Linked DNA regions of Homo sapiens: region 2 is linked to region 1. Evidence: chromatin loops called from intact Hi-C (ENCODE). Cell type or tissue: pancreas. All regions are shown on one strand.

Region 1 (2,500 bases):
CAAGCCAGGGGGATTTGAACACTTTCTTTTGGCACCCTAACCCTTCACCTGTCCTGCTGCCGAGCCTCCTCCCCAGCCCACCTGGCTGACCCCACCCCCGGGCTCACCTGCGCTCTTGCCCGAAGAGGCGCTCCACCTCTGCACGGCCAGGGCTGTGGGTGCGGCCCCCGCTGCTGCACTGCGCCTGGGGCCCTGGCTGTCTCTGGGCCAGCCTCCTGGGTGGGGGCAGGTCGGCCAGCACAGTGTACTCCTCCCGCTCCAAGTTGTGCCTGGTCTCCCCGGGAGGCGCTGAGCCCCGGGAGCCCCCAGAGCTGCCCGGTGAAGGTGAGGGTGCCAGGAACGCTAGGTCACTGGGTGGGTGGCGGGGTGGGGAGGAGGCTCGGGGTGCATCCCGGTGCCCGATGCACACTTGGGGGATCAGCACTGGGGAGCCATGCAGAGAGTCAGTGGAGGGGGCCAGGCTCTCCATACTAGTTCCAGGGGGATCCTGGAAGAAGAGGGATGGCTCAGGAGCCTGGCGTGGTGGGGATGAGAAGGAGGGTGCATCCCGGTGCCCAATGCACACAGGGGTGGGGATGTGGGGGCACTCGTGCAGAGAGTCCATGGAAGGGACAAGGCTCTCTGTGCTGGCCCTGGGGAGGTCCTGGAATAAGAGGGAAGGCTCTGGGGCCTGGCGTGGTGGGGAGGAGGCCCGGGGTGCATCTCGGTACCCAATACACACAGGTGCAGGGAGCTGAAGGGGCTCGTGTTGGGGGGACTGACACTGATGCTCGGCATCTGATGTGTCTGGGAGGAAGGGGAAGGGGTCAAATTGGGTGTGGCGGGGGGGCGAGGACGCCCGGGGGGCATCTCGGTGTCCAATGCACACAGCAGGTGGTATATAGGGAGGCTCGTGGTGGGGCGGTTCACTCTCAGGGGCGCGGGGCTCTGGGAAGAAGGGGAAGGGGTCGTGCTGCAAATAGCGAGGGGGCGAAGAGGCTCGAGGGGCATCCCGGTGCCCAATGCACACAGCACATGGAGGCTGGGAGGGCTCAGGAGAGGTCAGGGGAGCCCCATAGGCAGCGGGGTACACAGGTGAGGAAGTTCGGGAGGTGCTCTGGTGGCCTGGGTTATGGGAGGAAGAGGTGGCCCGGGATGGCAAGTTGTACTGGGTGGGGCCAAAGGAGGACTGGGGTGGGTCATGCTGGGCTGGCCTGCTGGGAGAGGATGTCTGAGGCCTGTCACCTTGGGTTGGCCGGAGGGCGATGGATGCCCAGGGAACCTCGCTTTGCTTGGAGCGAGATGGGGAAGAGGTTCGGGGACCATCACTCTGAGTTGGCCGGAGGGGAAACGAGGCCCAGGGGATGTCTTTGTTAGTACGATGGGGAGATGAATTCCTGGGATTGTTCCATTGAGTGGAGCGGTGGGGAGATGATGGTCTCAGATTCTCCTTTTGGGTGCAGCATTGAGATGAGGAGGTTCCAGGGTTGTCTCGTTGAAAGGAAAAGGACTGTGTGCGGTCCCGCTGTGTACAAGTGGGTCTGAGGTTATCTCGTTTGGTACAAGAGGTTTTAGGGTTGTCTTGTTGGGTAGAAGATGATCTGGGGATGTTCTGTTGAATACAAGTTCTGGGGTTGTCCTGTTGGGTGGCTCTGATGGGAGAGGAGGCTCTGAGATTGTCCCGCTGGGCACAGGATGTTCTGGGGTTGTCTCGTGTGGCTCTATTGGGAGAGGAGGTCCTGGGATTGTCCTGTCGGGTACAGGATGTTCTGAGGTTCTCTTGTTGGATGGTTCTGTTAGGAGAGGAGGCTCTGGGATTGTCCCGCTGGGCACAGGATGTTCTGGGGTTGTCTCGCTGGATGGTTCTGTTGCGAGAGGAGGCTCTGGGATTGTCCCGTCGGGCACAGGATGTTCTGGGGTTCTCTTGTTGGGTGGTTCTGTTAGGAGAGGAGGCTCTGGGATCGTCCCGTTGGGCACAGGATGTTCTGGGGTTCTCTTGTTGGATGGTTCTGCTGGGAGAGGAGGCTCTGGGATTGTCCCGTAGGGCACAGGATGTTCTGGGGTTCTCTTGTTGGATGGTTCTGTTAGGAGAGGAGGCTCTGGGATCGTCCCGTCGGGCACAGGATGTTCTGGGGCTGTCTTGTTGGGTGGTTCTGTTGGGAGAGGAGGCTCTGGGATTGTCCCGCTGGGCACAGGATGTTCTGGGGTTATCTCGTGTGGCTCTATTGGGAGAGGAGGTTCTGGAGGCTCTGGGATTGTCCCGCTGGGCACAGGATGTTGTGGGGTTGTCTCGTGTAGCTCTATTGGGAGAGGAGGCTCTGGGATTGTCCCGCTGGGCACAGGATGTTCTGGGGTTGTCTCGTGTGGCTCTATTGGGAGAGGAGGTTCTGGAGGCTCTGGGATTGTCCCGCTGGGCACAGGATGTTGTGGGGTTGTCTCGTGCAGCTCTATTGGGAGAGGAGGCTCTGGGATTGTCCCGCTGGGCGCAGGATGTTCTGGGGTTGTCTCGTGTGGCTCTATT
Region 2 (2,500 bases), 58 kb before region 1:
CACATGCACATGGGAAATAGTGCAGAACATATGAAAGCATTTAACACTGAAATGTGTCCCACCACCCCTGTCCCCTGGCCTTCTGGCTCCCTCCCCGAGGAGGCAACCACTATTCCCAGGGTCTTGTGTGTCCAGGGCCCCTTCACACTGGGTTCCCTCACCCTGGGGGTGTGTGTGCACAAATGTATGTGTGCAAATCCTTCTGGAGAGGTTTAAGCATGAATAAACACAGATGCAAATCTGCACAGGACACAGTTTCCTTTTTTTTTTTTTTTTTTTGATACAGAGTTTTGCTCTTGTCACCCAGGCCGGAGTTCAATGGCATGATCTAGGCTCACTGCAACCTCTGCTTCCCGGGTTCAAGCGATTTTCGTGCCTCAGCCTCCCAAGTAGCTGGGATTACAGGCACTACTTGCCACCACGCCTGGCTAATTTTTGTATTTTTAGTAGAGACGGGGTTTCACCATGTTGGCCAGGCTCGTCTCAAACTCCTGACATCAGGTGATCCCCCGTCTCGGCCTCCCAAAGTACTGGGATTACAGGTGTGAGCCACCACACCTGGCCCACTTCCTTCTAATGCTGGAATGAATGTTCCTGTCAACTTTCAGACACACTTGGCCAGTGCAGCCAGCTGTCCTGCTCTTGAGTGAGGACACAGCCACGTGGGAGCAGCTGGAATGTGGCTCTGGAGATGCCACAGTTGAGGTCACAGCTAGTAGATGACACAGACTTTCAGCAACTGAATGAGTGAAGAGGGGAGAGACTGCATGAGATTGGAGTTGGGTTGTGGGGACACCCTGGGGTGGGGGCCAGGGACACCTATAAACCTGTCTTCCTCAGGAGATGGTGAGAATCTGCTGGAGTCCAAAGGGTCAGGGCCAGCCAGGCCCCTGTGAAGTTCTCCCTGTAGCGCCTCCCACCCCCACATCAGTGCATCCATGTCACACTGCTGGTGGGGCAAGTCCACCATCTGTCACCTTTCAGACACATTTGGCCAGTGCAGTCAGCTGCCCCACCCGAGAGTGGACACAGCCACATGGGAGCATCTGGGATGTGGCTCTGGAAATGCCACAGTCAAGGTCCCAGGGCCAGTGGATGGCCAAGCCAGGTGACCAACTTGAAGAAGCAGGTTCCTCCCACTCCGCCGGCCTGGTTGAGTCTTGGCCTTGAGAAGCCACAAGGGAGCTCATGGCGGGGAGACCAACTGGGGCCAGGATGGCCAGAGCTAGGGAGGGGCTGGGAGCAGCCCATGCAAGAGCTCAGGGGCTCTGGAAAGAAAGCGCGGTTGGCAGTCCCCGGGACGCAGGCGATGAAGGTGGAGCTGCGGGGTGGTGACAGGGCAAGGGCCAGCCAATCACACAGGCACCCCGAAACGCCTCCTGCCCTTTGCAGGGGGATCTAGCCTTTCTGGGCCCTTTGGGAATAAGCTGTTGCCCTGCTTTACTAGGAAACTGAGGCAGCAGTGTGGAAGTGGCTCCACATTGAGGCCTCCTCATGTGGCCTCCACATGAGGCTCATTCAAGTCAGCCTCACCAAGGTACACCCAGACCTCCCCCAATGCCTACCACAAGCAGGGGGAACCAAGGCACCTGGTCCCCAGGCAGCCTCCAATGAGAAGACCTGGGTCAGCTCAGGAGGCCACCTGGGCTGTGAGACCAACTGACCTGGCCGTCACCTCATTGTGCTGCTGAGTCCCGGCCCCCTACCGGGGACAACTGTGCTACCTCCCTCATCAGGCTGTTCTGGGAATTAAAGGAGCTTGTGAGTGAAAATGTTTGTTCCAGGGTCCAGCCCACAGTAAGTGCTCAGCAAAAAAAAAAAAGGCTTCGTGACTTTTAGGGAGGCACCCTAGGTAGGGAGGGGATTTGGGCTCTAGAGTCAGACCTGCTCGGATGTGAGTCACTAAATTATTGACCTTGGGTAAGTCATGTCCTTCTCTGAGCCTCAGTTTCCTCCTATAACAAGGGGAGAGCAATAAGTACTTCAAGGTGTTGTTGCGAGCATTAAAGGTTTGCCGTTCATCATGTTTGCTCGTGGCGGAAGCTCCATCAAAGTCAAGTCCCCTCGTAAAGTACTGTGGGACGCCGGGATGACAAGGGTGACTCACAGTTAAATCCTGGCCCTTTCGTGTACCGGAAACCTCCATTAGCCTCCAGCCCTTCAGGACGGCTGCCGGGCTTCCCAGTGGGTTTATGGGGACATCTGGTCCCTTGCCATTTGGTGTGGAGCTGAGGCTGTGGCTATTTCCTGCCTTGAGGGTGACTGACTCAGTGGTCATTCACTTCCAGTCAGTCAGTCCGTCAATCAACAAACACTCATCCCTCGGAGACAGACACCAGTGCTCTGTACTGGGCAGTGGGGACACAGAAGCGATTCAGAGCTGGTCCCTGGCCTCAGGGGGCTCACAGTCTGGGGGAGCCATAAGGAAAAAACATGTCAAGTTCCAAGTACTGTGGGATCCAGAGCAGGCTTCCATCCCCATCTAGGGGATCTTGGGGGG

The links. Hi-C counts contacts between places; a loop is a spot of excess contacts. Peaks named below come from ENCODE experiments on the same cell type or tissue, not always from the same donor. Only the 100,000 strongest peaks of a DNase experiment are listed, where the experiment ranks them.
Region 2: a loop joins it to region 1, with 4 times the contacts of the local background. A loop is called at or near these places in 6 of 110 quality-filtered maps.

The regions. Positions count from the first base shown.
Region 1 is chr22:37,724,111-37,726,610 of GRCh38, reverse strand. TRIOBP (TRIO and F-actin binding protein) reads right to left here. Exons shown (of 24, transcript NM_001039141.3): 7 at 108-2,500. Among named protein-coding and RNA genes, the nearest start is that of TRIOBP, 28 kb to the right of the region's middle. RefSeq lists an enhancer at 288-789. In pancreas, no CTCF peak of the experiment used is centred here; a DNase peak (open chromatin) is centred at 985.
Region 2 is chr22:37,782,180-37,784,679 of GRCh38, reverse strand. No RefSeq gene overlaps it. Among named protein-coding and RNA genes, the nearest start is that of H1-0, 22 kb to the left of the region's middle. RefSeq lists an enhancer at 2,445-2,500. In pancreas, no CTCF peak of the experiment used is centred here; a DNase peak (open chromatin) is centred at 1,185.